Regions from separate parts of the Homo sapiens genome. Here regions 2 and 3 are each linked to region 1. A link is a loop called in an ENCODE intact Hi-C map of the cell type or tissue named here. Cell type or tissue: mammary epithelial cell. All regions are shown on one strand.

Region 1 (8,000 bases):
ATTCTGTGAGTAGCGTGTGTATTTGGTTCTAGAGCCCCAGAGAAGTGAAATGAACTAGACAAAGTTACCCCTAAAATGTTCCATATGATTTGGATGTGTGTTCTCTCCAAATCTCAGGTTGAAATGTGATCTCTAAAGTTGGAAGTGGGGCCTGGCGGGAGGTGATTGGATCAGGGAGGCGGATGTCTCATAAATGGTTTAGCACCATCCTCCTGGTGATGAGTGAGTTCTCGCTCTGGTAGTTCATGAGAGATCTGATTGTTCAAAAGAGCATGGCACCTCCCCCCACCACTTCTTGTGCCCACTCTCACCATGTCACATGCTGGCTCCCTGCTGCCTTCCGCCATGATTTTAAGCTTCCTGAGGCCTCACTAGAAGCCAAGCAGATGTTGGTACCATGCTTCTCATACAGCCTCCAGAAACAGGAGTCAGTTAAACCTGTTTTCTTTGTACATTGCCCAGTCTCAGGTATTCTTTTATAGTGACACAAAATGGCCTACCACAACGATGCCTCACATTCTCAAGAGAAACCAAATGTGCAAAGGGTTTAAGAGTCTGTTTGACTCTAACTCCTCCTCAGAGAGCAGCAATGGATCTTTTGGGGTTCCCGCAAGGTATTCCCATCTAATGGCACCAGAAGAGTGGTCCACAAAGAATCTAGGCTTTGCAGTTCTTTGTACTCTACCCTATCTTCCTTTTCCTCTTTCCCCAGTAGAAAGCCTGCAATGTGAAAGAGCTACATAAAAACCAATAAATGGCTCACTGTCTGATTAACTGTCATGGTGCTTATCATAGCTCACTGGACAACGATTGACTCCTTGCAGGTTGGAGAAAGTATGAGCCCCTACTTGTTCCAAAATTTGCTTTGCTTCTTGCCTGGCTACAGCTTAGTTCCTTCTGGGGCTCATCACTACGTGGTAGTTGACTGTGGCTACAGAGGTTGTGAGGCCCTGATGCCTAGCAATTCAAGATAGCTGGATTGTGATGCCAATACAGCTTAGAGAGAAAATGGCTTGCTCAAGGTCAATAGCAAATATGCAAAACCCAGAGCTGTGATGGGCATGAGAAGCTTCGAAATTTGGAAGAGAGACTCAAGTCTCAAAGTAAAGCTCTCATTAATCCCAGGTGGTACATCTCTTGAGGCCTGCAGGATTCCCTTAAATGTGTCTGGCATTGAGTTTTATCCCCAGTGTGTGTCACGAGAAGCATAAAAATGTGATCCTTGTTTGCAAGTGTCCCCTCACCCAGGCGTGATGAGGTCAGAAATTCCACCCTTGCAGACAGCAGGGGTTTTTTGGGTTGAGCATTGACCGTCTTCCTGGACGCTCATTTGGAAGGCAACCAGTGCCTCAAAGACGAAAGACTTCCACAGCTGACCTCTAGCCTTGAGTAGGAAATTTAACACCAATAACTGTACCCTTGGGACAGGACTTCGCAAAGGTCCAGACAGTGGTAGTGGCTTAGTTCCATTCTCAACCTGGTCTTCTAAGACCATTACTGCTTTGTGTTCATTATCTATGAGTGGTTTGCACCTTTGGTTTCATATTAGGACCACTTGGGGAGCTTTTAAAAACCTCAAGACCAATATTCCACTGGTAGTTTCTGGGGATGGAGCTCAGGCCTTAGTAGCTTTTAAAGCTCCCCAGACGACACCAGTGTAGCCAAGGCTGTGAATTGCAGCTCTCCTGGGAGAGCAGAGAATGGAATTGTAACCACTTCTAAGTCCACTGAGCTGAGCACAGTGTCCTGCCCACAGGAAGCAGTTTTTTAATCCATATTGCACTAACGGTGGAAGTTAGATTGAGTTCCAGTACAAGTAAAACTCCCAGGACCTTACATGGCTATGCTGACCAAGCTAAGATTTATTTCAGGAAAAAAATACAAGATATTAAGACCATTAAAATGAGGATATGCATCAGGGCCAAAGGCTGCCTCATAGTGAGGGGTTCTGAGAGTCAGGGGAGAGCTCCAGTTGTTACACTGATGTGGAACGACCATGTGCTTGTTCTTTCAGATCAGGATCTACTGATGCACCTGAGATATTAGAATCAGGAAGCACACAATGGAGGGCTCATCGTGTAGGCACACATGCTGCGTTACCAGCCCTGGCACTGCACAGGGCTCCCTGAGGGAGCCCCTGAGGCCAGTTGCAGGTCATCAGTCTCATTGTGACCCTCAAACAATGCTGACAAGCTGATATCAGACACCCTGAAACTTGTCTCCACCCATGGCCACCAGTCAGTACCCTTCATGCCTTGCCCAGGGGTCCATGCTGTGCAGGCACATCTCTTACTTCAGCAAAACAGCCCAGGCTGATGCCAGACCTGCTGCAATGAGCCCTCAGTGCACCTGGGAGATAAATTCAGCCTGCTTTTCTTGAAACCTTGATACTCAAAGTGAGGTCTTGAATGAAGAGCATCAGGGTGACCTGGGAGCTTTAGAAAAGCTGGATGGCAGGTCCCAGCCCAGAACTACTGAGTCAGAACCCACATTTTCACAATGCACTTCCCCCTCGGAAGTCCTGTGCACATTGACATCTGAGATTCACTGCCTTGAAGGCCACCACACTCATGCTGTTTCTCTTCCCACTGTTCAGGCTGGCCCTCATGCCAGCGAGGCCAGTGTGTTAAGACCAGTGTGAGCATCCCAAGAAGAGGAAAGCCCCTGCATCACGGCCCAGACCCTAAGCCCACCATGTCAGCTCAGGGGGTGCAGAGTGCCTCTATAGCCTGGTCCCCTTCACTGGGAACCATCATGACTGAGGGCTGGGTGACCTTGTGCTGGTGGTGCAGGGTGATTTGTGTCCAGGGAACAGGAGGGCACTCCTATCATTGCCACTCGTCTCTCACCCAACGCATATATTCAGATGAAGTCAGGGCAGAGCTGCAGCCACTGCAGCCTTGAAGGGGAAATTCGCATGACTCATTCACTATTACCACGACCGCTCACAACAATAGCTAACGTTGAATACCCATCTTTGAGTCATCCTACTATCAGCTAGCATTTATTTGGGCATCTGGTATGTGCCAGGCACCATGCTCTTTATTCACACTAACCTATTCATCAGCACAACCTCACTACATTGATATATTGTTCAAGATCACCCAGACTGAAGAGGCAGTGCCAGGATTTGGATCCAGGTATCTGATTCCAAAGACTTCACTCTTAACTCTTACCCTGCTCGTCTTTGAGAACTGGCCCATCCAAACATGTTACAGGAGTGAACACAATAGATACAATGTCTGCCTTGTGGTCTAAAAGGAGTCATTCCTGAGCATGTGTGGTGTGCACTGTATCATTTATTTACACAGCAACCTTAAAAGGTGAGGATATTATGATCCATATTTGACACATTGAGGTAGGGCTCAGAGAGGCTGAGTCACTTTCCCCAGGGTCACACAGCTGGGTCTGGGAGGGGTGGAAGGGGTGGATGACAGCTCCAACTTGCCTCTGTGAGAGCTGAAGGGCTCAGGGTGTGTACGTGAGTACTGGGGCTTTTCCAAACTTCCCTGGCTCCTTGCCAGCTTTCCTCAGCCAGAATTTGGGAGTCCTCAGAACCCCACAGAGGGAAGCTAGCATCTTCTTTGTTACACTCTGGACTTCCCAGAGGCGGTTTCCCTGCCCCCAACGTGCTGCATGTGACTTGATCTCTCCGAGCCCCTGCTTTCCGGTCCGTAAATGAGATCTTGAGTGGTCTCATGTATGGTCACTGGCAGGGTCAGTGGGATGCCCAAATAAAACAGCCCATGGAGGAGTAGCAGCAGCAGTGGGTGCTTATACACGGCGGCTCCTTCTCTCAAATCTCAGGACCGCTGTGAGGTCTGGGAAACCCACACCCCCACTGGGAGAACATTAGCTAATAGGAAGCATCAGGAACTTGTCTTCTTTTTAGAGACAGGGTCTCACTCTGTTGCTCAGGTTGGAGTACAGCAGCACAATCATAGCTCACTGCAGCTTCGACCTCCTGGGCTCAAGCCATCCTCCCACCTCAGCCTCCTGAGCAGCTGGGACTACAGATGTGCCACCCTGCCCAGAGGAAGTTTTAAACTTGACCACTATCTCCTAGCTAAGAGAGGGGCATGAAGCCCAGGCCCCAGAGACACGGTTCCTCTGGCCGCAACCTTTGCTTCCAAGCATCTGAGTAACTAACTGCCCATCAGGGATCAGGGGAAAGAGGCCCTTCCGACACCAGCGCAATATTCTTCTGCTTGGCCACATGAGGGCAGCACACGCCTGTATAAAGCACAGCTCTGGCTACAGCTCCGCCTGGGGATGAGGATGTCACTCAGCTTCCAGAAGAACCAGCTGAGTTCATGCTTGCAAAGCCACCAGATCTCTGTGCCCTATTGTGCCTACTCGCCTTACTCTGCCCAGTGTCCCTCCTCCCACCGCCCTTGTTTCACAGATATCATCCAATCCTCTCTCCAAGGTAAGTGTTTACTTTAAGCGTTAAAGCCATAGGCTAAACAGCCTCCCATCATTTTCCGTTCAGCAAATATTTACTGTGCACCTGCTTCATGCCAGGCACTATTCCTGGTGCTGGAGACTCAGTAACAAAACAGGCAGAGATCTCTGTCATCACTGAACTCAGTCTCATGGAATGTTTGGGCTGCTGTCCCCCATGCAACATTTTATTATGTAAAATGTTCAAACATGCAGAAAAGTTGAAAGAATAGCACTCGTGTAATGAACCCCATAGACCCACCATCTTTATCACATAACTGCCCACTTATTTATCTCCTTATCCGTTCACTCTACTTTTAAATGCATTTCCAAATAAGAAGGAGACATCACAATATCTCTGCTTGATATTGTTACCCAGAGGGCAGTTTATTTGTGCCTTTTAAAAGTAAAATCAACATATAGTGTGATGTACAGATCTTAAGTGACCCATCAAATGACTATTGACAAGTACACACACTTGTCCACCCAAATAGAATCAAGATAGAAAACACTGTTAGCTGCCTTTTATTAGCTCTGCAATTTTGGGCTGGTTATTTAACTTTTCTGGATTAGTTTTCAGAGTTAAAAAAACAAAGTTGTTGAGAGAATTAAATGAAATAATATGTGACAGTGCCTGGGGCACAACAGACACATGGGTTAAGCAGTCAGCCTGCCTCAGTGGAGTTCCCACTCCACTATGTTCTGGCTGTGTGACTTTGGACAAGTTGCTTAACCACTCTGAACCTCTGTTTCCTTCTCGGAAATCAGCCATAACACTACTTTTTAGCAACATTCTCAACCATGGCTGAAAACTAGAATCATCTGAGGAGCTTCTAAATATTACTAACATTTCCTAATTATTTGAAAATCTGTAAATATACTTTTGGATTAGAGAATGGTTAGAGTTAACAGAACTGGGTTCCACTAACTTCTGCTAACATGGGTGTCAGCTCTCTGGGCCTCAGTTTTTCATCTCTAAAATGGCTGCATCATGGGCTTGTTGGGGGGTCTGAGAGGAGGTTGAGAGCTGTGACGTGTTCCACCCTTATTAGATATCTTTATTTAGAAACATTGGCATCAGAAAGGGCCTTCTAGATCTTAATTGGACAGAATTAGCCATTTTAGAGAAGAGGAACCAAGGCACATGGAAGAACCAAACTTTTTATCATACCTTAGAAAATTCAATCTGGCCTTGATGATGCCTCATGCCCCAGGGGTACAATGACCCCAAACAGGTCATATCTTACCTTCCTCAGGCAGCCTCTCCCAATCACACAGGTATCTTTCTCTTTCCTCTCTTGTCTGCTTTATATAGTTAGGAATTTATTAGAAACTCTCGTGTTTTCTACTATATAGGAAAAATGAAATTGGTGGCACATCTACCTCCACTACCCATGCCTGCGCCCCAAACAGACATTAATAATGGATTGCTGAACTTTTTCCCACTGAGTCCATGACTGCCTTAGCTGTCTATCCTACAGAATACTCAAACAGACATAATCAGATAATCACTGTTGAAAGGTTAAATAAAATCTCTTTTGCTATTTTTCTGAGATGAAATTTAAATAAATATTGGCTGGCAATGTCAGCTGCTTTGTTTCCCCAAATAGAGTATCAATTCTTCAAGGACAGGACCATATATTATCTTCTTCCATATTCTAACAAATGTTCAAGCATTTTGGAAAGCAGATATCTTTAAGCTACCTTTCCTTGACTGGAGAAGCAGTGTGCCATGGTGGGCAGCACAGGGTCTCTGGAATAGATAATCCTGACTTTTAAACATAGTTCTGCCACTCGCTGGTTGGGTGACCTGGGGCAAAATGACTTCATTTTCTGAGCCCAGTTTTCTCATCTACAAAATAGAGGAACATACTTGCCTCTCTTTCAAGAATACTGCAAAGAGTTTGTGAGCCCATGCAGGTAAATCTCCTGGCACAGTGATTGGGACATGGCAAGTGCTCAGTAAATGACAACTTTGTCATTAGCACAATTGTCAAGGTGGAGGAAGGAGGATGTGAGCTAAGTCTATACAATCATAAGTCAGACTCACTCACTGGAACCTGACACAAAATAAAAAAGACAGCCATCGGTGCCTGGAACAGGCGAGCACATGATAAGTATGTGTCACTTGCACGGCAATTAATACAGGTATTTGCCATTGCAAAGGTAACGCTTTCTGGGACAGAGCTAGATCAAGAAATGTCTGGGTGAATTTGTGCCTGGAGAGCACATGGGACCCTGGAGAGAAGGGAGTGACGGCCTCACCATGCCAACTAGTCAGAGTAGGGCAGGTATGTCTGGGAAATGACCTGTCTACAGGTGACGGGGAAGAAGGCGAGCCAGGCAGGTGAGACGGTGTGGAGAGGATGGGGGCTGGTGAGCCAGTGTGTGTCCCAGCAGGTGAGTGGAAGAACACAGCCACTTGTGAGAAGCTGAGGGGCAGAGACCCAGGCAGGTAGGTGGGAGACATTTGGCACCAACTGCATGTGGAGGTGCAGAGGAAGTTTCCAGGTTTGGGGGCAGGGATGGCAAAGAACAGAAGAGAGAGACACTCAGTAGGGGGTTGGGTCTAAGAAGGAGGCTTCATTCAGTTTAGCAGCCAAAGGGAAGTGCAAGGTCAGAAAGCTCTGTCATGCATCCCCCAGAATCAGCAGTGATCTGGGGGTGGGTGTGCTGTGAAGCCCCCCCGAGGCTGCCCTCAGTGCTATTGAGATGCCCCAGCCCCTGGCTTCCCCAAGCAGCTCCCTCGTGCTCAGCAGGATGGCACAAACATCACTCACTCTCCTTGTCAGCGGTTGTCACAGCACATTTGTGGCAGCAGCGTTCATCCACGCTTCAGGAAGTCGGTGAGGCTGGGTGCTTCAGGGGATGGCCAGATTTAGCGATGCCTCATATCCTCGGATGACATCAGGGGACTCACTCCCTGACCAAAGCAGTGGAAAATGGGACTGGAAAACAAAAAAGAAGGAAGAATAAATCTATTCAAATGCTACCTCCTTGATTGCATGGGGCCTTTTAAATGTGTCCTGAGCAGGGACAGAGAGAGAGGCCTCAGTTCTCATCCTTAGTTCTGTCATGAAGTAGCTGTGTGTTGCAGAAAATATCAGTCTGGGCTTCAGTCTCTTCACCTGTAAAATGAAGATAATTACAGCTGCCTGGACAAATGGGGCAAAAACGAGGCTCAGATGGAGAGCACAGACTCATAGGCAGGGGTGACAAGTGCAGGTTCTCTTGGGTGTCGACTCTGCCTGGTGGTGGCTGCCTGATCCCTGCATTGAGAAGAACGCTGAAGCTGAGGCCAAGCTGAGCCAGAGAGAGTGCTAGGATCGATTAGCTATGCCTGCCTCAGGTGCCAGATTGGAGGGCGCTCCTGCTATGCTATGTTTGCCATTTCTGTCCTAAATGGTTTTTAGGTATCATTATTATCATTTCTTCTTTACCCAAAGCCAAAAGCACCCTGAGAAGAGGCCAATGGGCAGGTCTGCACCCAGGAGGCTTTGGTGCTAATCCCACAGCCCTCTTCTTCCTTTTTCTTGGTTTTGTTTATTTTTTTTTTC
Region 2 (8,000 bases), 450 kb after region 1:
CCACACCCTCAAGGGGGACATGCCCAGGAAGAAAGCTAGCCTGTCTGGGCCTTGCCAAGTGCCTGCTGAGTTGCTCACAGGAAGCATGTCCAGCTGGGAAAAATAAAAGCGGGGACCTTGCCCCTCTCTGTGAAGTCCAGGCTATTGTTAACTTTTCCGAGAAGTTAAAGGAAATCATTTGTCTGCCGCCCAGGCCTGTGGCAGTGTTGGGCAGTCTCTTGTTTTGCCAAATTGCCTGGGCTGGCTGTCTCCACATACTCCCCCCTCACCGGGGCAGGCACCAGGACTGAAGAGCTGGAGGTCTTGGGGTAATTCAGAGGTGGGGAAAATGGATTCTTCCTTAATACATACGGTTGAGTTTTGCGGTAGATAAAATTATTTCTAATTTCTAATAAAAGGAAAGATTAAAAGGAAACTTTGAGGCTGGCCGCTGTAGCTCACGCCTGTAATCCCAACACTTTGGGAGGCCAAGGGGGGCAGATCATGTGAGGTCAGGAGTTCATGACCAGCCTGGCCAACATGGCGAAACCCTGTCTCTACTAAAAATACAAAAATTGGCCCGGTGTGGTGGTGAGCGCCTTGTAATCCCAGCTACTCGGGAGGCTGAGGCAGGAGAATCACTTGAACCCAAGAGGCAGAGGTTGCAGTGAGCCAAGATCACACCACTGCACTCCAGCCTGGGTGACAGAGCAAGACTCCATCTCAATAAATAAATAAATAAATAAATAAATAAATAATTAATTAAAAATAAAGGGAACCTTTGTTTGGGAGCCACTTTAACTAGATGATTTCTAAGACTTCTTCCAGCTTTTAGCATCCTGACCCTATGTGGTATTGACCTCCTGGCCCCCACCCTCCTCCATCCCCTAGCCAAGATGTTTTGTTTTGTTTTAACGAAGACTTTATTTTTCTTCAAGCAGTCTTAGGGTCACAGCAAAATTCTGCTGAAGATATAGAGATTTACATGTACCCTCTGTCCTCACATATGCACAGTCCCCTGCACTGTCAACATCCCCACAGAGTGGTGCATTTGTTACCACGGATGAGCCTACATGACACATCATTGTCACCCAGAGCCACAGTTTCCATGAGGGCTCCCTCTTGATGTTGCACTTTCTGTGGGTTTGGACAAATGGATAATATGTATCCATCATTCTAATACCGTGCATTTTTTACTCTCCTAAAAATCATCTGTGATCTGCCTATTCATCCCTTCCCCTGCCCAAATCCTGCTAACCATTGATCTTTTTACTGTTTCCAAAGTTTTGCCTTTTCCAGGACGTCATACAGTTGGAACCATATAGTACGTAGCGTTTTCAGATGGGCTTCTTTCACTTAATAGTATGCATGTCAGTTTCCTCCATCTCTCCCCATGGCTTGATAGCTTATTTATTTTTAACATTGAATAGTATCTCATTATCTGGATGAACCATAGTTTACCCATTCACTTACCAAAGGACATCTTACTTGCCTCCAAGCTTTGGCAATTATAAATAAAAATAAAGCTGCTTTAAACACTCGTGCAGATTTTTGTGTAGACACAAGTTTTCAAGTCTTGGGTAAACACCAAGGAGTATAATTGCTGCATGGTATGGTAAGAGTATATTTAGTTTTGTGAGAAACGGCCAAACTGTCTTCCAAAATGGCTGTACCATTTTGCCTTCTGGCTTCTCAATTAATTATTTCTTTCAAGGAGCATGCCTTTGGTATTGTATCTAAAAAGTCATTGCCAACCCAAGGTCATCCAGGTTTTCTCCTGTGTTATCTTCTAGGAGTTTTATAATTTTGGTTTTATGCTTAGGCTTATGGTCCATTTTGAGTTACTTTGTCTGAAGGGTGTAAGGTCTGTATCTAGATGTACTTTTTTGCATGTGGATGTCCAGTTGTTCCAGCACCATTTGCTGAAAAGAATTTTTCTCCATTGTATTGACTTTGCCCTTTTGTCAAAAACAACTTGACTGTATTTATGTCGATTTATCTCTGGATTCTGGATTCTGTTCCATTACTCTGTTTATTGTTTCACCAATACCATATTAATTACTGTAGCTTTATAGTAAGTCTTAAAGTTGGGTAGTGTCAGTCTGCCAACTTTGCTCTTCTCCCTCAATATTGTGTTGGTTATTCTGGGTCTTTTGCTCTCCATATAAACTTCATAATCAGTTTGCTTATATCCACAAAATAACTTGCTGGAATTTTGATTGGGGTTGCATTAAATCTATAAATCAAGTTGGTAAAAACTGACATCTAGACAATATTGGGGGTTCCTATCCATGAACATGCTGTCCTTTAAGCTACCTATATGCCTGCTTCTAACTTTTCCTTAATTGAAAGGAATGGGAGAATAGGTATCTCATTCGTCAAACACCTACTGTGTGCCAAAAATCATTTAATGATTTCACAGCACCATAAGGATGAGATTATGGCTCCCACTTGACATTCGCTGAGGCTCAGTGGGATGTTCATATCCATCCATTAAACAGACATGAATGGGACCTACTATGTGATAAGCCCTGAACCAGGAGCTGGAGATGCAACAGAGAACACAATAGAAGTGTTCTCTGCACTCATGGAGCTTACTGTCTGTGGGAGAGAGAGGGACACATATTAAATAATCCCATAGATAAATGATGTTAGGAGAGTTTATTCTGGGGCTAGGGAAGGCTTCCTGGAGACAGTGCTGTTTGAGCTGAGATTGGAAGGATGAGTAGGTACTAACCAGGGGTCAGGTGTTCCAAGCAGAGGGAATAGCACTTGAAAAGCTCACAAGACAGGAAGGAGCTTAGAGCCTTCCCAGGACTCAGAAGTGTGTATGGCCAGAGCATGGAAGGGAGGATGAAATAAGCTGACGCTCACTGAATCACCGAAGGGGAAGGCCGGGATCAGCTCTGCACAACCTTGTAGGCCTCAAAAAGGGAGGGCATGGAGAAAGAGAACAAACTACGTGTTAGGTGCTTTACCAGGTGCTAACACACACGCGATCACCTTTGATCCCTGCAGCTACCCCATAGTAAATGTTATCACCATCTCCAATTTACAAATGAGAAAACAGAGGCTCAGAAAGGGTCAGTCCTCCACTGGTCAGAGGCAGAGGCAGGCTTCCCAAAGCTTGATTCCAAATCCCATGGTCTCCTCAGTTCAGGAGCCTGGATGTACCAGGTGCAGTCCCCGCTGGGTAGCGCCTGGCCCCTCCTTTCCCAGATGCGAGGTTTCCTGCAGGGAGAGCCCAACCAGGCTCCCTCCAGCCCCACGTTTTTGGCTTCTGGCCTGTCTCTGTGGCATCCTTGCTTGAAATCAGAGAGAGAAACGTGGGGTCTGGTAATTGTATTCCATTAAGCCTAATTAAGATGCAAATTTGCACAGTTAATGAAGAAGGCAATTTGGAAGCAATTTCGCCAGTGACACAGGACTCTCATCAGCGCGGCTGTTCTTGGTAGGTAGGTCTGAGGAGATGGGAATGTATGCACTGCCACCCACCAGGCTGCATCTGGCCAGTCTCCAGGGAGAAATTCTTCCTTCTGGAGAAGGACAACCCACCCTAAATAGAACGCATTGTACGGAAACTGCTTGCATCATGTGATCCCCTGTGTGTAGATCATCCAGCTCTGGACCCCTGGAGTCCCACCTGTAGGCTCTGCCCTGCCCTGGCCTCTTGATAGGGGCAGGAGGGCCTGAAGCAGTTCTCTGGAAACAGACTGCCTGGGTTCAAATCCCAGCTCCACCACTCACTAGCTGTATGTCCTTGGGCAAGTTTTTTAACTTCTCTGGGCCTCAGTTTACTCCTCTCTGAACTGGGATAACAACATCAACTGAGAAAGGCTGCCATGAGGCTGAAATTGAATTATGCATGGGAAGTACTCAGCAAGCGCATGGCACATGAATGATGTACATTTTCATGAGCTCTCCCAGCACCCCATGTTTCGCATGGGCAAGAGCTCTGTTCCCCAGCCCCCAGGTTCACAGGTTTTCTTTTTTTTTTTTTTTGAGACAGTCTCGTTCTGTTGCCCAGGCTGGAGTGCAGCGGCACTATCTCGGCTCACTGTAACCTCCGCCTCCCAGATTCAAGTGATTCTTCTGCCTCAGCCTCTTGAGTAGCTGGGACTACAGGCATGCGCCACCACACCCAGTTAATTTTTGTATTTTTAGTAGAGATGGGGTTTCACCATATTGGCCAAGCTGGTCTTGAACTCCTGACCTCGTGATCCGCCCGCCGCGGCCTCCCAAAGTGCTGAGATTACAGGCGTGAGCCACCGCGCCTGGCCCACAGGTTTTCTTTTGCTGCTATCAGATGGCTGCCATTTGGGGCTGGACCTTCCCCAGGCCCTGGATGTCTGAGGTCTGTCTGGCTTGAAGCTGGGGCACACCCGGCAGCTGGGCTCTTGCATGGATTGCCACCTGGTGGTTGGCTGTTTTCACATCTTTGTTTTTTTGTTTTGAGACAGGGTCTTGCTCTGTCACCCAGGCTGGAGTGCAATGGTGCAATCTCGGCCCACTGCAACTTCTGCCTCCCAGGTTCAAGTGATTCTCCTGCCTCAGCCTCCCGAGGAGTAGCCGGGACTACAGGCACACGCCAACACGCCTGGCTAATTTTTATATTTTTAGTAGAGACAGAGTTTCGCCATCTTGGCCAGGCTGGTCTGGAACTCCTGACCTCAGGTGATCTGCCTGCTTCGGCCTTCCGAAGTGCTGGGATTACAGGCGTGAGCCACCACGCCAAGCGTGTTTTCACATCTTTGTATACCAAAGTTGGCCTGCTGGCCTGGACTTCCTCCCAGCACTTGACTCCACTTCACTGGCCCTCCACTTCAGTGGCCAGTGTTGTTTCTAAGTGAGTTACTTAACTGACGTCATTGTTATTATAGCTAAGATTTGTGGACTGTTCACTGTGCCAGGTGCTTTACCTATAATTATGTAATTTCATCCTTACAGCAATTTATAGATGCAGGGACCAAGGCGCAGAAAGGAAGAGTGACTTGCCAGGGTCATACAGCTGGCAAGGGGTGCCCCCGGAAGTCAAACCCTCTGTGCCTGACTTCCAAACTCATTGTTAAGCCTTCTATTCAACCTCTTCTGTAGTTCCCAGGCACCTGTGCCTGGCACGTGGAGCAAAGGAGATGCAGAGACCACCGTCTGCACCCTCGAAGGGCACAAGGACCTGTGGAAAGGGACAGACAAGGGAAAGTCAATGACGGAATAGGGTGGGAGAGCTGAGGAGGGGGAAGCTGGAGGAGGAGTGTGGGGAGGTCTGAGGAGGGCTTTTGTCTTATCGGGGTGGAGTCAAGGAAGGAGGGATTACAGAGAAGGGCACACTCGGTCTGAGAGTTGAAGGACGGATGGAAGTCTCTGGAGGTTTGCAGTGGAATGGGCTTCAGGGAGGGCACAGCAGGTGCAGTGGCATGGAGGTGTGAGATACTGGGGTATATTGAAGTTTGGGGTCTGAGGGTTGATGGTGGGCAGGGGGCAGCAGTGGGAGGGGAAGGCGGGAAAGGTAGACAGAAGCCAGGTCATGCTCAGCCCTGAAGGCCAGGCTCAGGCAGAACTTACTAGAGGTTCAGAGTGATGGGTCCTAGAAACAGGCTGACCTGGGCTGGGCACGGTGTCCCACGCCTGTAATCCTAGCACTTTGGGAGGCCAAGGCGGGTGGATCACGAGGTCAGGAGATCCAGACGATCCTGGCTAACACGGTGAAACCCCGTCTCTACTTAAAAAAAAAATACAAAAAATTAGCCGGGTGTGGTGGCGGCGCCTGTAGTCCTAGCTGCTCAGGAGGCTGAGGCAGGAGAATGGCGTGAACCTGGGAGGCGGAGCTTGCAGTGAGCCGAGATCATGCCACTGCACTCCAGCCTGGGCGACAGAGCGAGACTCTGTCTCAAAAAAACAAAAGAAAGAGGCCGACCTGAACTGGAGCGTGAGGTCCTTCGCTTACTTGCTGTGTGATCTTGGACAAGACCCTTGACCTCTGTGAGCCTTAGTTTCTTTTTCAATAAAATGGGGTCATTCAAAAAGCTTCCCTCCTAGGGTGATTCTGAGAAGGTGTGCAAGAAATTTCAGCTCAGTCTTTGTACATAGTGACCCCTCCATCAACAGAACTACTCCCCCTACTTGGAGGCCCTAGGGAGCCACTGCAGGATCAAGGGAGAAGAGCGGGCATCCTTGTGTACCCAGCGGGCCTGTCTGGCCCATGCCCCAACATCTGTCAGGAAGGGCGGGCGTCATTGACCACCAAAACTGGGTCAATGGGTAAATAAAAGGAAGAGGTTTTCCCACTAAGATGTTTATCACTTAGAAGCAAGAGCAGACAGTCTTTCCACGCAAGAGCAGGATGAAGAATTTAAAACTGTGTTTGCCAAACTTTCACACTCCCCTTTGCCATTTTCTCACATCTCTTTCCTGCCTGTTCTATTATTTCCTCAACACTTTTCTTTAAAGCAATTTTAGATTGACTCCAGTTTTTTCTTTTTTTTTTTTTTTTTGAGACAGGCTCTCACTCTGTCACCCAGGCTGGAGTGCAGTGGTGCAATCTTGGCTCACTGTGACCTCTGCCTCCCAGGTTCAAGTGATTCTCATGACTCAGCCTCCCAAGTAGCTGAAATTCCAGACATGTACCACTGCGCCCAGCTAATTTTTGTATTTTTTTGTAGAGACAGTTTCGCCATGTTGGCCAGGCTGGTCTCCAACTTCTGAGCTCAAGCGATCTACCCGCCTTGGCCTCCCAAAGTGCTGGAATTACAGGCATGAGCCACCACTCCTGGCCACTCTAGTTTTTTGTTTTTTGAGGGTTTTTTTGCTTAGCTTCCTAACACAATACTATCTGTTAAATCAAAAGTTTGAAAAAATATCACTTGAAATCCTTCTACCAAGATAAAGCCACTGTGAACAATCCAGGGAATATTTTTGTAGACTTTTCTGCAAGCATACACACCCATACATACGATGTTACAGAAATATGATTATGTACCGTTTTGTCATCTTCTTAATTTGACAAACTATTATGGACACTTTCCCATGTCAGCAGAGAAAGCCACATGATTATTAATCGCTGTATACCATCCCGGTGTTCTTGTGTGCTAACATGGGACCAGTCCCGTAATGACTGCTGTTTATATTGTGTCCCACTTTCCAGTAATAAAAATAACACTATGGTGAACATCTTTTTGTACCCTGTGGGATGAAAGATTCTCAGAAGTAGAACTGCAGAGCCAAAGAATATGTACATTTTAAAGATTTTGAGTAAAAGCTACAAAACTGCCCACAGAGAGTAATAATTTGCATCACCCCAGCCATGAGATGCCAGTTTCCTTCACCCTCAACTGCCTTGTATTGCCCACGTAGATGCTAAAATCTAAACAGCCCAATCAAGAAATACTTATTAACAGAGAGATTTGAACATAATTGATTTGTGATGGTAATTTTTTTAAGAGTCTTGCTCTGCTGTCCAGGCTGGAGTGCAGTAGTATGATTATAGCTCACTGCAGTCTCAAATAACTGGGCTCAAGCAATCCTCCCACCTTAGCCTCCCAAGTAGTGGGGACTACAGGCTTATGCCACGATGCCTGACTAGTTTTTATATTTTTTGTAGAGGTAGGTTCTTGCTCTATTGCCCAGGCTGATCTTGAACTCCTGGCCTCAAGTGATCCTCCCGCCTCAGCCTCCCCAGTACTGGGAATCCTAAATACTGGGATTATGGGCATGAGCCACCGCACCTAGATTGTGATGCTAATTTTTAATTGCCTAGAGATTCTTGACTCTTTTCTTTGTACCTTTAGTTTGATAATAAAACTACTTTGGATCTGTGTAATGGAATTAAATGTATCGGTGGTTCACAGTGTTTGGCTAGTAGACCTGACTTCCAGAATCACTACTGTTTTAGTTCAGGCTGCTATATATAACAAAATGTCATGGACTAGGCAGCCTTAACAGCAAACATTGATTTCTCACAGGTCTGGTGGCTGGAAGTCTGAGATCAGGGTGCCACCATGGCCAGGCTCTGGTGTAGGGCCTCT
Region 3 (8,000 bases), 190 kb after region 1:
ATTGCTTTATTTCTTTATTACTTCCCCTGTTTTACAGATAGCCATCTATTCTTGCAGCCACCCCAGCCAGGATCTATGTTCTAAGACCTTCCTCCAGCCTCCCATGAGAAGGAGCCACAGTGGGGCCTGGTTTTCTTCTAAGGCCCTTCTCTGTCCCCAGCCGCCTCTTCTCCGTCCTCCTTACAGATAGGGGATTTTGCGGCACAGAAAAGTCAAGCAATTTGCCCACGGTAACACAGCTAGTAAACATCAGGACCAGAAAGAGAACTCAGGTGTGTCTGACCCAAAAGCCCTGTCTCCTGACCACAATGCCTTATTGTTTCTCGTGCTATGAGGCCTAAATAAAGCAACAGCCCCCTCACAGTGGTGAAAATAGCTGCCACAAAACTTATGCTTGTGTCCTAGTAGGCAGACACTCATGTTTGAGGCAGGCAAGGCAGAGCACAGAGAGATGAGGATTTGGAGTATGCAGCCCTGAGTTAGGCTCCAGGATCTGCCCTTGCCAGCCTCAGTTTTCTCATCTCCAAAATGGGGATAATAGCTCCTGTTTCAAATACAGGGTCTAACTCTGATGAGGTAATGCAGGCATCACGGGATCATGAAGATCCCGTGAGCTCTGTGTGTGAATGGTAAGGTTCTGAATTCACACTAGTTATTATCCTGAATAAATAATGCCTAAGCTCAAAAAGTGTTTGTAGTATTGCCTAGAACTTAGACTAAAGCCTCTAAATTTGTGTCTGATATTTCTAAATGGCTACTCTAGACCACAGGCATGTTTTGTCCTGCCAGCTCATGACAGTAAGATCATCTTATGCAGTGTCTACTCATTCCTGTCTGGTCAACTTTTTGCTTGAAATCCCTGATCTCAAGTCTACCTGACCCTGTCTTGGCCTTTGATCCTCTCTGAGGTGGTAATATCTGCTCGTAGGAAAGCATCCCACAGACTTCTGGAATTCAGAAAGTCTCTGTGATCCACAGCCAGGGTCCCTGAGTAATTCCTACCCTCACAGAGCCACAGGGATTGCTGCAGTCACCTGTTCCCTGCCATCTTCCCTCCTCATGTCTGAAAGTGTCTTGCATTAAGCAGCTGTCATATGCAAGAGGAGGCTGAGTCACAGAAATATGAGTTTCACTCATTCCCAGGAAACTTCATTTGCAGACTCTTGAGCCTATAGAATTAATAGCATGAGGAATTAATTGACGCACTAGACCCCTCCAGGCTGCAGTGTGTGCTAGTGACCCCTGCTGGCCAAGTGGGACACTGCAGGCTGCCTCTACTAGACACTGCCAATAACCAGAGAAGGGGAAAGGAGCTTTGGCAGTGAAGTCAAGGCTACCTCAGGCCTAACAGCATTTCCCATGGGGGAGGGGATCAGGCACCAAAGAGCAGGCATATTCTGCTGAAAGTGGCCAACTTTGGAAAATTGAGTTCTTTCATGCATTCAGCAGCCCTTTACTGAGCAGCCACCATATTCTTTGTGTGGACTCAGGACTAACAGCCCCTTCCCTGGAGTGTTCCTACTCTTAGGAGGAGAGGTGTCCATACGCTTCTGGACAGGAGTAAGTTCACAGGGAGATGCTGTTCTGATTCTGACCTCCTGTTCCTAGCCGTCTTCCAGCCAGTTAGAGTTCTTCAGTGTGGCAGTGAGCAAGTCTGCCCACTCCTTGGGCCTCGGTTAGCCACTGGTAGAATGGCAAAGAAATGAGACCCAGAGAGGGAATGTGATTTGCCCAAGATTCCCCTAGAACTCTGTATTCCCATCTCATAATCAGTCCCCTGCACCATCTCAAGCCGTTAAAAAGCAAATGAGCTTGGGCCCCTCATTACCCATTAGGGAGAAAAGTCAGCCTTTGTTGCCAACTCTGGCCACTTCTCTCTCATTTTTAAATAATGCCCACTTTGTGAGGGATACTGGAAAGAGTAACACATGCAGCACTCTCTGAGCATCCAGCGTGGCTCAAGTGTCAGAGCCACTTCACAGGAAACCATATGGCAGGATGTGCCATGGACTGAGTGCTGGGGAAGTACTGCAGGCAGGAATAAGAACTGTTTATGGAGCACCTGCTGCGTTCCAGGGTCGTGCCTGCATTACCTCATCAGAGCCTCACAACAAATCTAAGAGGTAATTGTCATTAATCCCATTTTTCATAGGAGAAAACTAGAGTTCAGAACTGTAAATAATGTGCTCTAAGAGATACAAATTACACCTCCTGGCAAGTGGAGGAGCTGGGTTTGGATCCAGGTTTGCTGGATCTAAATAAGGCCCATGTGCCCAGCCACTTAACCAAGGATGTGGGACTTGAGTTGCACCTTGGGGGATGGGAAGACTTAGGCAGAGAAGGACATTTGAGATGAGGGAACATCCCGAGTGATGACAGAGGCTTTGGGAGAGCAGGGAACCAGGGTACTCCCCATTCACTGCAGCCTCCACTTTCTGGGCTCAGGTGATCCTCCCACCTCAGCCTCCTGAGTAGCTGGGACAACAGGTGTGTGCCACCCTGCCCAGTTTTGTTTTTTTTTTTTGTAGAGACAGGGTTTCACCCCAGTCTACTTTCTATAACCCCTCATGTATCTTCACCAATCTCTCTGGCAGAGCAAGATCAGGTAACACCATGCTTATCATGGAATGGCATCTGATGCTGGTCCCCCCACAGGACAGGAGCTTGGATGAACAAGTGCCCAGCTTGCCCCAGAGTGGGGAGCCATGGGAAAAGGAATACATAGGCATTGAAGACCTACTCAGTGCTGGAGACCATACCAGACACTTTCCTATGCATTACCTTGCCCTCAACTGCCTTGTAAGTTGGCATGGTGTTCACATTCTACCAGGAATGAGGAAACAGGCTCAGAGAGGTAGATTCAGCTACCCAAGGTCACAGAGCTGGAAAGTGGTAGAGCCGGGGTAACAGCCCAGGTGTGTCTGGCGCCAAGGCCCATGCACTTTCCACCGACCACCTGTAGTAGTCAGGCTTCTCTAGAGAAACTTCTCTAAACATTGGATAAAAATATATAGAAAGAGACTTATTATAAAGCATTGGCTCATGCAATTATGGAGGCTGAGAAGTCCCATGATTTACTATCAGCAACATGGAGACCCGGGAAAGTCAACAGTGTAGTTCCAGTCCAAACCCAAAGGTTTGAGAGCCAAGAGCACTGACGTGCAATGGCAGGAGAAGATGGATGTCCCAGTTCAAGCAGAGAAAAATTTTCCCTTCACCTTTTTGTTGTACTTGGGTCCTCAAAGGATTGGATGACGCCTGTCTGCCTTGGTGAGGGCAGGTCTTGTTTACTAGGTCTACTGATTCAACTGCTAATTTCTTCCGGAAACACCCTCACAGAGACGCGAGGAACAATGTGTACCAGCTATCTGCACATTCCTTAGCTCAGTCAAGGTGACACATGAAATTGACCATCACAGCACTGTTGGGAGCCACTGAGTGTCACCACAGCCATCAGCATTGAGAGGTTACTCAAGGCCATAGAGAAGCTATGGATGGTGGTGGAGGCCATGTGGGGAAGGTCTGAGGGTCTTCAGGGGCCTTGGAATGCCTTTGGTGACACTAGGGACCTCTGGAAACCTTCACAATTTCCCAGAAAACGATAGAAGGCCATGAGAGTTCACTGATAAAGACAAGGGGATGTTAAAGCCAGTGAGAGGCATTGGAAGTACCTGGGAACCCCCAGAGACCTGAAAGAGATGTTGCAAGGGGAGAGGGCCTGGAGACCCAGTAGAATTATGTGGAGCCATTTGGGAGTTACGAGAGACTGGGAGTGACAGGAGTATATGAGAGTCATAACGGCTACTGAAAAAAAAAAGGAGGCTCATTGGGGAGCATTAAGAGGTGCTGAGAGCCATCAAGAGTTATAAAAAATATCAGGGCTCTTGGTCATGACTGGGGGGTATTTTAGTCATCCAGAGTCCTAGGGAGTACTTGGGGTCACCTTGGGGGGCCCTGCCTGGGGGAGCAATATGCAGGATGTAGCCTTGAGGAAAGGGGAGGAGGGTAGCTCAGAAATGCTCTTACAGCGGGGCGCAGAGATGGGGGAGCTGGAGCCAACACGAATAAAGGGGCCGGATGCCCAGCTGCCATAGATGGAAAAGCCAGGCCAGAACTCCGCAGACCACGATAGGCGGCCGGCAGGTACATGATGGGACAAGGACTTTTTGACCTTGATCTTCCTAGGCTTGTACAGGCCTGAGTTTTCTTGAGATTCCCAACCTGGGTGTGCCAGATCCCCCATCTGGGTCTAGCCAACACTTGGCTTTTCTTATTCTCCTGGGAATTTTCTCTGCCGTTCTTTTCAAAGCCAACCATTCCTGAAGTGAGGAGGCTCTTGTAGCCCAGGCTGAGCCAGGAACTCAGCCCCCCACCAAAGGCAAAGGATTTAGGGGAAACCTAACAGAGGAATCTGGGCCTGAGCTCTGGGAGCCCCTGGTCAGATGATGGAGAGAGGGGCAGAGGACCGTGTAGAGTGAAGGCAAGTGTTATTTATTGAGCACCTACCATGCACCTCGGATGAGGTGGGTGTTTTCCATAATCCTCAAACCAACCACTGGAACTGTGATTTGTTCTCATTTTACAGATGTGCACACAGGCTCGGAGAGCTAAAAGGAGGAACTTGCCCAACATCACACAGGCTGTGCCGGAATTCAAAGCCAGGTGGATCAAACCCAGAATTCTTGGCTTTTTCCCTCTATACCAGGCAACTATTGGCTTGGCCCAGGTCTCTAGCAGGGAAGAATGAGCCCTGAGCCTTCCTGCCCTTATCCACTCTCCCCCACCCCCACCCCTCCATCCCAGTCCTGGGCTCAGAGGGGCCTGTGGCTGGCAGATCCAGGCTCTGTTAGCAGCAAGTCAGCCACCAGGTGGCGCTGCTGCTAAACCCAAGCCCCCTCCCTGTGGTCCTGGCTCAGGCCAGTGAGGTCAGGACTAGAGCTGGGACCCCACAGTTGAGACTAGAGGATCCAGAGGTCTCACTCTGGGTGCCCAGATGGGGGACAGAAAGGCTGCCCTTGTCAAACGCGCACAATTCATCCTTCTCACCCTGCCCCATCCCTAGCTCACGTTTGCAGCACTACCCTAACAGCCAGAAGTGAGGGTTCTTAACTCTCTCACTCCTTTGCTGTGTGACCTTGGGCAAGTGACTTTGCCTCTCTGACTTCAACGTCCTCTTCTGTACAAGTGGACAGAATAAGCCACTCAGGGGTGCCGAGAGGATGAGATGAGATGATGGTGTGTGTCAAGCGTCCGGCACACAGGGAGAACATGGCTCTCCCAGTGAGCCTCCTTCCTCGGGTCCATGGTCAGAAGGGCCCCAGCCGGTGTCAGGAGACCTGCACCCTAGCTCTGAATTCGCTGTGTGCCTTCAAAAAAGACATGCTGCCTCTCCAAGTCTCGGTTTCCTCATCTGTAAAGTGGCACTAATCACAGGAACTTTCTTTTTGGTTATTCTGAGGATGAAATGAGAACATGGCTATATGGCATTTGTTTTATAAAGCCCCACATGATCAGGAAAGGTGATTATTGAAAGCATTTCTGCAGCAGCTTTCAGGGGGTGGGATTGGGTGAATGTGTAAATAGTGGTGAGGTGGGAGAGGTGACCGGGCACATGGGACAGGCTGCGGGTTTTGCTCTGTGTACCTACAATGACACAGGCCCCTTGTGCCACACCCTACTTGGCATCTTCCCGGCCATGCCCCAAGCCCCTATCTTGCTCCATCTATCCTGGAGTCTTGCCCCAACCCGTTTAAACACAAAAATGTCTGAGTGCCTGCACGGAACAAAGACGAGAGGCAGAACACGGAAATGTCGATTGTGATTATCTCTGAATGATAAGGTTTGGGCTGATTTTTATTTTCTCCTTTTTCTTTTATTTTTTCTGTACCATCTAATTTTTTTTTAACAAAGAACATCTATTGCTTTTATATTCCAAAAACCAGAATCAATAAAGCTATTTTTAAAAATCCTTTCCTTGCCATCAAGAGGTTGGTTATAAATGAAGGCTCCAGAGAAAGAAACAATGATTCTCCTGTGGCTGGAAGATGTGGCCAGAGGGAGATGGGAGGGGAGAGGAGGCGTCACCACGTAAGCTGCCTTCAGTCCTGTCTCCAGCCTCCCCTGGGAAGCCAAGGAAGAGGCAGATGCAGCAGGACCCCTCCTCCGGGCCACAGAGCTCCCCGTAACATTTATGGGCCAGCATTCCAGGGGCCTTGAGCTTGCCGCTTGTCTCTGGGAGCTCGTCATGGTTGTTGAAGGAAGAAGGGAGCAAACAAGCCAGGAAGCCATGCTTGGTGAGGGCTGACTATGAACTAAGTGCTGCCACCTCTATTAACTCATCAGACCTCCCTCCCCACACTCCCCTGTTGAGGGAGCTGGGATTATCAGCCCAGGTTACAGATGAGAAAACTGAGATATGAACTTACATATCTGACTGCCTTCTGGATCTCTCCTCTTGAACATCCATTCAGCATCTCAAACCCAATTTTCCCAACTGAATTCACCTCCTCCAATCCTTACCCCCGCCCAGCCTATTCCTTCCTATCTCAGTAAGTGACACCGCTGTCCAACCACTTCCTTTATTCGGCAAATATTGATGGAGCATCATCTATGGCCCTGCCCTCGGGGAGCTCGCACTCTCGCCAGAGGAGACAAGAACACGGACATTTTGGAAAGTAAAATTATGCAGTGTGACAGAAGATGATAAATTATCTGGCTAAAAATAAGGTAGGGAAGAGGTATAGGAAGGGTCAGAATGGGGAGGTTGGAATTTTAAACAGGCTGGTCAGGGAAGGCCTCATGGGGAAGGTGAAGGAGGGCGGCGGTGGCTGTCCCAAGAGGAGCATCCAGGCACAGAGATCGGTGTGTGCAAAGGCCCTTGGGTGGGCGCTTATCTGCAGTGTTCCCAGGCAGCTAGGAGGCCAGGGTTGCTGATGCAAAGTGAGCAAAGGGCACTGGTGGAAGGGGAGGCCAGAGAAGTGGTGGGCAGATCACAGAGAGCCCCGAGGCCAGTGCAGATGTGCAATGAGGATGAGTGAGGGTTCTCAGCAGGAAAGGGACCTGCTCTGATTCCTGTTTTAATAAGGCCCCTCGGGCTGCTGGCAGGGGCTTGGGTGGAAGCATGGAGACCAGGGAGGAGGCTGTTGTCCTCCAGGAAAGAGATGATGGTGGCTGTACCAGAGAGAAGGGGATTCGGGATCTGATTCTGGGTATATTTTGAAGGTAAACCAGCAGGGTTTCCTGGTGGATTGACAGAGAGAGGAGTTGAGGATGACTGAGGTTTGGGGCCAACTTGTCAAGCGAGAAAACCTCCTCATTCCCCGCATTCAATCCACCGGTGAGTCTCATTGGCTCTTCCTCCTTTAAACCTCTCAAGTCCACTCACTCCCTCCACCCCAGCCACTGCTTTGACCTCCCATCATCCCCTGGACTGCTGTTGCCTCCTCCTGGCCAGCTTTCCCTGCCTTCTCCGCCAACGTGCCTTCCCCTCAACCCCTGTGGTGGGGCGGTTCATGCCTGTTAGCACTCATGGCAGACCTGAGCCAGAGCCCACCACTGTCAGGGAACTTCCCTTCTGCCTGAGAGTTACCACCCCAAAAGGAAATCAGGGGGCCAACAGATGGGGGATGATGCTGGCTCACCAAAAACCCACCATGTCCACCACCAGGGCCAGCTGCATGACAACCAGGCATCGTTCAGCAGGGAGAGGAAGGAGGCCCCAGGGTCGGCAAAGGCTGGGCCTTTGAAGAAGTTCATAGCTCAGCGTGGTCTCTGGCATCTCAAAGGTGTGGATCTGAATCATGGCTCTATCTCTTACACCATCTGGGTGACCTTGAGCAAGTCTCTTCACCTCTCTGAGCCTCCCTTTGCTCATCTGCAAATTGGAACCAATAATCTCTGAGCCTCAAGATTTTTGCAAGACCTGGGAGTTCCATTAGGGTGTTGGCTTACGTTAACCTAAAACAGTGCCTCCCAGGGCCTGATGGGCCCCCATGAAAGGA

Evidence for each region. A loop is a pair of places that touch in the nucleus more often than their neighbours do. Peaks named below come from ENCODE experiments on the same cell type or tissue, not always from the same donor. Only the 100,000 strongest peaks of a DNase experiment are listed, where the experiment ranks them.
Region 2: it touches region 1 in a loop (21-fold over the local background); 6 of 110 quality-filtered maps call a loop at or near these places.
Region 3: it touches region 1 in a loop (8-fold over the local background); 36 of 110 quality-filtered maps call a loop at or near these places.

Annotation. Positions count from the first base shown.
Region 1 is chr3:10,754,532-10,762,531 of GRCh38, forward strand. It overlaps LINC00606 (long intergenic non-protein coding RNA 606), which reads right to left. Exons shown (of 3, transcript NR_152730.1): 3 at 4,811-7,391. Among named protein-coding and RNA genes, the nearest start is that of LINC00606, 5.7 kb to the right of the region's middle. RefSeq lists an enhancer at 4,073-4,367. In mammary epithelial cell, a CTCF peak has its summit at 4,213 (motif pointing right); DNase peaks (open chromatin) are centred at 2,930, 3,270 and 4,220; H3K27ac peaks cover 1,310 bases.
Region 2 is chr3:11,201,701-11,209,700 of GRCh38, forward strand. The region is part of intron 1 of HRH1 (histamine receptor H1); the gene reads left to right. The region is part of intron 2 of LOC102723663 (a long non-coding RNA gene); the gene reads right to left. Among named protein-coding and RNA genes, the nearest start is that of HRH1, 51 kb to the left of the region's middle. In mammary epithelial cell, a CTCF peak has its summit at 4,382 (motif pointing left); a DNase peak (open chromatin) is centred at 6,621.
Region 3 is chr3:10,940,997-10,948,996 of GRCh38, forward strand. No RefSeq gene overlaps it. Among named protein-coding and RNA genes, the nearest start is that of SLC6A1, 48 kb to the right of the region's middle. In mammary epithelial cell, CTCF peaks have their summits at 1,248 (motif pointing left) and 4,872 (motif pointing right); a DNase peak (open chromatin) is centred at 1,135.